Regions from separate parts of the Homo sapiens genome. Here region 2 is linked to region 1. A link is a contact called in ENCODE Hi-C or POLR2A ChIA-PET data. All regions are on one chromosome and are shown on one strand. Each heading gives the region's core, a stretch centred on a gene start or an enhancer-like site at or near the end of the contact. The rest is flanking DNA. Distances are from core to core; before and after follow the strand shown.

Evidence for each region. Hi-C counts contacts between places; a loop is a spot of excess contacts on that map. ChIA-PET counts read pairs that join two places held with the same protein, here RNA polymerase II (POLR2A). Pooled maps may share reads with other maps.
Region 2: a loop to region 1 is called in a map of HepG2, with 6 times the contacts of the local background. The contact joins two enhancer-like sites. A Hi-C loop is called at or near these places in 5 of 168 maps with a recorded cell type or tissue (Caco-2, HepG2, PC-3 and 1 more) and 1 of 50 pooled maps. POLR2A ChIA-PET finds 5 or more read pairs at or near these places in 5 of 52 experiments (BJ, HepG2, PC-9 and 1 more).

What each region holds. Positions count from the first base shown.
Region 1 is chr6:131,979,210-131,983,605 of GRCh38, forward strand. All of the region lies in intron 2 of CCN2-AS1 (CCN2 antisense RNA 1), which reads left to right. Among named protein-coding and RNA genes, the nearest start is that of CCN2, 30 kb to the left of the region's middle. Within about 2 kb of position 2,007, at least 4 of the 41 ENCODE cell types and tissues checked have a DNase peak (open chromatin) inside an H3K27ac peak, as active enhancers do.
Region 2 is chr6:132,018,239-132,022,634 of GRCh38, forward strand. The region is part of intron 2 of CCN2-AS1 (CCN2 antisense RNA 1); the gene reads left to right. Among named protein-coding and RNA genes, the nearest start is that of CCN2, 69 kb to the left of the region's middle. Within about 2 kb of position 1,998, at least 13 of the 41 ENCODE cell types and tissues checked have a DNase peak (open chromatin) inside an H3K27ac peak, as active enhancers do.

The DNA.
Region 1 (4,396 bases), core at 757-3,256:
TTAGTAAAAAGATTCTTTAGGTTAAACTTAATGGATTGTTGTGTGTGTGTGTGTTTGTGTTTTTTTTTTTCTTGAGAAGAAGTCTCGCTCTGTCACCCAGGCTGGTGTGCAGTGGCATGATCTTGGCTCACTGCAACCTCTGCCTCCCAGGTTCAAGCGATTCTCCTGCCTCAGCCTCCTGAGTAGCTGGGACTACAGGTGCCCGCCCCATGCCCGGCTAATTTTTGTATTTTTAGTAGAGATGGGGTTTCACCATATTGGCCAGGCTGGTCTTGAACTCCTGACCTTGTGATCCACCTGCCTCAGCCTCTCAAAGTGCTGGGATTACAGGCATGAGCCACCACACCCGGCCATGTGTGTGTGTGTTTTAATAAAACATCTACAATGTCTACAAAAGAATACACATTTCTCTCTTTTTAGAGACAGAGTCTTGCTCTGTTGCCCAGGTAGAGTGCAGTGGTGCAGTCATAGATCACTGCAGCCTTGACCTCCTGAGCACAAGTGATCCTCTTGCCTCAGCCTCTTGAGTAGCTAAGACTACAGGCATGCACACCATGCCCGGCCTATTTTTTATTTTTATTTTTTGTAGAGATGAGGTCTTGCTATGTTGTCCAGGCTGGTCCCATATTCCTGGCCTCAAGTGAACCTCCAACCTCAGCCTCCCAAAGTGCTGGGATTACAAGCACAGGCCACTGTGCCCGGCAGAATAAACGTTTCTCTACAAACATTTCCATGATACACTCCAGGATGGAGAATAATGTCTGACCATAATGAATGATATTTGTGTTTTTCCATTTCTTTATCAATTTCTTCCCATCTGGATGTTCTGCGTCACAAAACCTTGCTTTCCTAGCTCCAACTATAATGTGCATATGTGCTGGATAATTTATCTCATATTCTTTGAGGCTTTGTGAGTATTATTAGAATGAGAGGAAACCATGGGTTCTTGTTTCATTGCTTTAACAAAAATTTACTGAGTGCCAACAAAAACAATATCTACCTCATGAACAAAAACCAAAAGACACAGCCCTTGCCTCCTTGGAATGTATTTGTTATGGTTTGTATTGCTTATATCAAATAGCTTTGTAAGTACTGCCATGCATCACTTTAGCAAGGGAGATACATTCCGAGAAATGAATCATTAGGCAATTTTGTCATTGTGAGAACATCATAATGTTTTTACTTAGATGCTATAGCCAACTACACACCTAAGCTACACAGTATAGCCTTTGCTCCTAGGCTGTAAACCTGCACAGCATGTTACTGTATTGAATACTGCAGGCAATTTTAACACAATGATAAGTATCTGTGTATCTAAACATAAAAAAGGTACAGTAAAAATACAGTATAAAAGCTTCACTATAATCTTATGAGACCACTGTCACATATATGGTCTATCATTGATCAAAACATACTCATGTGACACATGGTTGTAAGTGTAAAATTATAGCTGTGATGGGTGCTTTGAAGGAGAATGCATGATATTATATTTATGAGTATTAGTGGGAATTGATCAAATACATGAGGTCAGGGAGGGTCTTTCTGAGGTAGCGAAGGCTGAGCCAAGGTTAAGTGCAGCTGTTAACCTGATGAAAGGGGTCGAGCAGTAGGGATATGAAGCGATGCAATTCAGTTCAGTTCAGTGAACGTTTATAGAGTGCCTACCATGTGCCAGACACGATGCTTAGATGCTGGGAAATAAAATATGAATAAGACATGGTCTTTGCCCCCAGTAAATAGCTCACTATACAAAGGTTTCCTTGTCATTTAATTTATAAATTAGGAGAGCCACTCTTTATGTATTTATTTTGCTTCTGTGTAATTTGAGTTTTGTTTTCTCAGGATTGCCTCACTGAAGCAAGTCCTAAATCAAATACAGTCTTTGTCATGGAGTCAAAGTTTCACAAACAAACACGCATAGTTTGCTAGATTAAAGTCCAATAACGCTATTCTAGGCTTTACCATCAACTGAATGTGGTCCCACAGCATAGATCATGCCTGTTTCAGTCTGCCAACAGCGTGGCTCCAGGAAGGAAGCCTGACTGCTGCAGAACAAGAAATGCATTATGACTTTATCTTTTTTCTAAACCATTAGCTGAAATTACTAAATTATTAACCCAGCCATATAAATGAATTATAAACATAGCATATGTGCATTTGATTAATCTGTTTTTCATGTCAAGTGTTATACAGACCTGGGGTACAAACTCATGGGGATACTTAAGTAACACACAGATGAAGTATAAAGGGTGTAAACCAAGGGAGAGGCAGGAAGTGTGGCAAAATGGTGATTGCCAAAACAGCAAAAGAAAAACAAAGAAACCAAACAATGCACACCACAGCCAGATTTTTGCCCCAGCCTATAGGGCACCTCTCCATTCTCTGCACCCACCTAAAGCACATTCTAGAACGGTCATTATTACTCCCACCTTTGGTCTAGGCCCCTTCGTTATCTTTCTGATTCTGGCATTCTTCGCTTATTCTAGAATTTACTAACTTTTGGCCTGCTTGGTTCTTGCTGTGATCTTGGTGGAGAACTTGCCTTGGGCTAGTTCTGAGCTACAGATCCTCCACTCCTTTGCTTTGCCTTGTCTGGACCTCTGCACCACCATGCTTCAGAACCCCAAGACCCTGCTCTGACCACCACGCTGCTGGGCCTGCTCCTTTTGCTAGGATGGACAGACCTCCAGGAAGGGATGGATGAGAAGGCCAGTGACACCTAGATCTGTGTCTCTGTCCTGCTGTCTCATTTCATTATTTTCTAAGTTTTCACTCTTCTTTGCAGGGACTCACAAATTTCCTTTATAGGTTAGTATCAATGTATTATACTATTAAGGCTCTTGTCCTGGCCTCAAATCCTAAACAGCTTTTCTTTTTCTCATGTGTTTGTTTATTTATTTATTTTAGGAGGTGTACTTCATCTTTGGGACTTATTTATTAGGGGACAAGTAATATTTCCAGGTTACAGAAGAGGGCATTTCCATATTGCAACGTTAAGGGCCTTGTCCATCCTCATTTATTATGGAGCAATCAAGTAAAAAAGAATAATAGCTCCCAAATTTGGTTTCTTATTTGCGTATGCACAATCAATATTGTACAGATCCTATAACTATATTAACCAAATGGTTGAGCATTAGTGGTTTAAGTTAATAAAGTAAGAAGTTTAAAGACTCTTTTTTAAGAAATTAAGTTAGAGGAAGCATTAAGTGGCCTTTTGGAAGATGCAAAATATACCCCTATATTCACAATCTATAAAACTTTTGAGACTTAACTTTTGAGACTTCAGTGTGTTGTGTTTTTAGCAATTCCACACTCTTCCCATGAAGCGTTATTATTATCAACGCTGTTGAAGGTAGCTGTGATTTTTGCCTAAAATCTCTAAGTGAAGGTTATGAATAGCATTGTCAGACTCCCTGGCAAGTTGTTTGTGCATCTCATTTCCAGATTATTCTGTAAAAAGGAATTTACATGAATACCATTTTATCCATTAAGTAACTGTTTCTGCTTAATTTTTTTCTGGAAATATTTTAAACAATATACTCCAGTAATGAGCTAGCCTAAGATATTCTTGTGTTATTTTGGAGCCAGTTGCTAGTGACTCATAGCACACTGGGCATCCAAGCTATGGTTAACTGGTGGTCAAGTTAGGAAATTTTGTTCCCATTAACTCTTTCTTAGCCCAGGACATCTCTCCACTCAACTTTTATTCTTTTGATTCATCACACTCATAGTCTCTGCTTGGTGTTTTCAGACCAAAAGTAGAAGCAATGACATGCCATAAGAAGTATTGTTTCTGTTGCATTTCCAGCTTAGCCAAAACAGGAAATACAGGCCATTTTGTGGGAAAGCCCAATTTTGAAATATTTCCAACCCAAAAGGTTTGGATCAACTTTGGGTGAATGTCTGAACTTTTGGCTTCTTACTCACAATAAACCTTCTAACTTCAGGATTTTAGCACAATACTTACTTATACGATGATGTCAGCCGTATTTGGATTATGCTGACACATCAATCAGTTTACTTTTAAACCATTTTTACTTAATATGAGGATGAACTTGTAGCCAAAAAAAGATGCATAAAATTGTGTGAATCATAAGAAAGAATGCCTAATAGTGGAAAGAGCCATGATTTTCATAGTTTCAGGACTTTACTTATTTATTGTATAGTTTATTTAAAATGGGTCTTGTCTTAGTCCATTTCTGTTGCTTATTACAGAGTATCTGAAACTGGGTAATTTAAAAAGAAAAGGAATTTATTTCTTACAGTTGTGAAGGCTGACAAATCTAAGGTCAAGGGACTACATCTGGTTAGGTTCTTTGTACTGCAGAATCCTGAGATGGCACAGGGCACCATGGCAAAGGGGCTGAGTGTGCTAGCTCAGATATCTCTTCTTCTT
Region 2 (4,396 bases), core at 748-3,247, 39 kb after region 1:
GATTGCCCTCTGAGATCCCAGAGGACTTAAGCAACAGAAAGTCAAGTAAAAATAGCAAGAAACCGTTGTACTCTTCCTATCTTCTTGCTCTTAGTTGAGAGCACAGGATCTGTTAGCAAAATGTAGTTCATATGGTGCATTTAATTTTGCTAAAATGACACTTAGGGAATTTTTAAAGCTGGATCCACAATATAACTAAATCAATGATATAGCAAATGGGTGATTCCATTAAGCTTGAAATTTTCTCAACTTACAGATAAATCAAAAAGAAAAAAAATCTTTCTTCCATAGTTTTATAAAGTTAATTAGCTCCATATATCCATGAATAGGGAAACAATCTCATTACACTAAGTATTTTTATTTTAAGGGCCAAATAGCTTCATCTAGATTTGAGAAGTCATTCAGAAGTGTTCAAAACCAATATAAAGATCACTTTATTTCGAAGTATGGCTTCTTAGTGATGTAAGAGTCAAGTTTCTACTAAATTAATAAAAAGATTTAAAATAGAAACAGATGAACTCATTATGAAGTGCTTTATACATCTTTGGATTTTCATAACTTAGAAAAGCAGAAGTCAATCACCACCAATTGGACACATTTCTTCTACTTAGCTCCAGTCAGAGCTTATGACTAAAATGATTTTGAATTGTTCTGCATAGTTTTTCATGGATTTGGAGAGATCTCACTCTATCATTAAGAATTTGGCTGGCATATATCTATATGCCTACCCTGTCAATTGTTATTAGGTATAACAGTCTATGATATTGTGAGTCTGTGGCTTTTAAAGAGATGTTCATTTCATATATGTCTTAGTTTTAACGTATAAAGCAGGAAACAGGTGAAATATGCCTTAATCGGATAGATTGTGAGTCCTTTTGTAGCAGGGAGCATGCTTTCTGTGACTTGTACCTCCATAAAATTAAGGGAAGAGTTCAGAGTGCAGTATGTGCTTCCATAAATATTTTAGTGGTGATTAGAGAATATAATATTCAAGTGATTTAGGGGTTTTGTATGGCAAACTTTATAATGTATAATTTCAAAGACCGTTTTTCCAATTAGGGGCTGTGTTTATTGACGATAGGGATGTAAATTACTTATATCTGTAAGAGCAACGTAGTGCATTTAGTGGGCACTCAATAAATGCTAGTTGAGTAAATGAATGAAAAACAATTTGAAAGTTATTTTTAAAAGTTTATTAAGTGAACTTCAACTAAATACAAAATAGGGTAAAAGTATAAAGAAATATAAGCTTAAAAATAAATATTCTAAGAAGCTATATTAGTCAACAAACTCTCTTGGGGAAGGGAATGTACTTCCTTCTTGTTAGAAAATGGTTTGTATGAAAATGAATAGCACCTGTAATGGTTAATTGTCTTGCTTTAAAATCTCAGAGGGCAGAGGGAGTGCTCCCAGGTAAGTCCAGTCAATTTATATCCTATAAGCTTCATGGCCTGCTCCCTCAGTGGTGGGGACATTCTCTTTTGTTCTCTAAATGTACAATGAGACACATTGATCTAGAAGCACTGAGATTTAGTGCCAGTGTCAGCATTGAAAACTGAGGCCAGCAATAAATATCAATATATGGAAAGCCAAGCATGCTTAAAACAGTGTGGTAGGCCCGGAGGAAAGGGCAAACACTGAGAATATGAGAAGAAAAGGAGCAAAGTCCCCAAAGGAGAAAGAAGTGTCTTTATTTTCTACATTTCCTGTGAAAGGCTAATTTTGCTGCTTTCAAGCAATTCAAAATGATTATAGGTGAGTTACTGCTGCAAAGATGCTTCTCTGTGTGTGTGTGTGTGTGTGTGTGTGTGTACACACTAGCAAGATCTCTTGCTTTTCAAGAGGAAAGGTATTTTTATATTCATTTAATCATTTAGTCTGAGACTTCTGATTCTCTTAATTTGTCATCCAAAGGGGGTGTGTCCAATTTTTCTCCGTGTGTCCTCAGACACAGAAGGCTGAGGGAGAGTGATGCAGGCAAGGGCTGCTGACTGGTTTCCCCCACCCGCCTTCCTCTGAGCCTGGCCTGGTGTGTGGCTGCTGTTTATACCTGCTGAAGTGCTTTCTGTGTTTGAGTTGGCGCTGCCAGCTTACACGTTAAAGCCCCAAGATGTTCATGAGGTCTGTCCCAGAGCTTTGAAACCTATGAGCTGGCGGCTGGGGCGAGAAATGTCTCTCTCAGTTTTTGGGTGAACTCCATGTTTTTTCCAGGAGGTTAGATCACTGTCCACAATCCAGGCTTGCTAGACAGAATGTAACAGTTGCTGTTTGAGACATCCTGAACTTTTAAAGGCAAAAGGCAGAGGAGGGAGGGAGAGGAAAAAGCCCAGGGTCAATTTAACAGCTGGAAAGGAACATTTTTATATCTGGTCAACAAAGATTTTTACTGAACTGGAAAGCTTTATCATCAAGCAAGGAAAAAATACCACTTCTTATTATGACAAGGGGGTATATTGTTACAAACTTCCCAGGTCCATTCCAAGTCATGTTTGAGACCAGACCAGATTCATCAGTGGTTGTGGCAGAAATATTAGGTGTGATATAATTTTTGTAAAAATTTACCTGGCCATCTCCCTGCTCCTTTCGTCAGTCTGTAAAGATTTTTAGAAGACTCATCTTTTTCACAAATGGCAAAATTCTGAAAACTGACACCTACTTGTTCCCTGCCCACAGTTCTTGGCTCTTTCATGTTGCCCTTTTTGTCATATTAGGAATATTAGTATCTGTTTTTGTTGTTGTTGTTGTAGTTGTTGTTTTTGAGACAGAGTCTCACTTTGTCGCCAGGCTGTAGTGCAGTGACGCAATCTCGGCTCACTGCAACCTCCGCCTCCCAGGTTCAAGTGATTCTCCTGCCTCAGCCTCCCAAGTAGCTGAGACTACAGGTGTGCACCACCACACCCAGCTGATTTTTGTATTTTTAGTAGAGATGGAATTTCACCATATTGGCCAGCATGGTCTTGATCTCTTGACCTTGTGATCTGCCTGCCTCTGCCTTCCAAAGTGCTGGGTTTACAGGCATGAGCCACTGTGCCTGGCTTATTATCTGTTTTGTTGTTGTTGTTGTTGTTTGCCTAAGATTTCTCTCCTTCATCTCTTTCAATGAAAAGTCTTAGTTCATGGGGAGAATTCTGTTGTTGTTATATAGCTGAGTATGGCAGGAATTCTATATTTTGCTTCTGTCCCTATGTGTGTATGAATGAACTAGAGACATGTAAAAGACCTCATACCTGAAAAAAATTGACAGAGATGTCAACTACTTATATCTGTAAGAGTAGAAAAATTACTAAAAAAATTTTAGTAAATTATTTAAAAGTTTTATGCCAAAGGGCAGTAATACGTCCAAGCAAAACAGTAGACACATTGAAGAATAAAATTTAAAGCTGGATATGATCGAATTCCAAGTTCATGGCAACTTTGTTTACAGGAAAACATAATAGAGCCCTTGTCACATTCTCCCCTCTGCCACCCCCAAACAAGTACAAAGTCTATGTTCTTATAAATATGTTAAGAATTTCATCTGTAATGTTTGTTTATGAAGACCATAAAAATGCCTTTGAATGAAGTAAGTCCCAGTCTTATTTTGCCAAGCCAAGGGAAAGAATCCTTTCTTTTGGTCTTCCACCTAGAGAATTGCTAGTGAGGCGTGAATGGTCTCTTCTTGACTCTTTAAGGTAGCATATTTATACTTGGGCAAAACTCAGTGGTCTTCCATATCATAGTGACAGCCTCTTTCTACCTCCCTCTCCATACCTCTTTCTAATTCACATTGCTTGCCTGACAAAGCTGAAGAATGTCTAAATTGAACATTTAATTTGACCTTGTCTGGAAGCAATGCCATTAGAGACAGACCTATGTTATATCAACTCTGATGTGATTATAGCTGTCCCAACATATGAGATGGCTTTGTTTGTCATTCAGGAGGCCTACTGATGCAATGTGTATTCTCTGGACCTCTTCATGAAAAAAAAAATGTTTATACCTGTGAGCATGTCCAGATGGCAGTGAAAGACTCCCATTCATGAGAGCAGCACTCAGCAATTCATGGTTGCCAAAGTATGCAGCGAAGGCATGCCCTCTGCCATTCCATGGCCTTGTAAGGAAACAGTTTCTAAGGTGACAGACTAGCACCCTTGAGGCCAGAGACCCTAGTGTTTTAGATTGGGGGGATGTGGGGAGGGCAGGGGGACAACATGAAATAATACCGAGAAAAGCAGTTTTTGTCATTATTCTGGCAATTTAGAAAGGGGAAAGAGTGAGAGTGGGGAAAGGAGAAGGGGTTCAGAGTTTTCCGCTTTAGGTCTCAAAGAAATTTAATTCAGATCTGCTCTGCGCATTGTGAGCATAATGCCCTTTTCATGGGTTAATTTCAAGGACATAGGAGATTAAATTAGGTCCA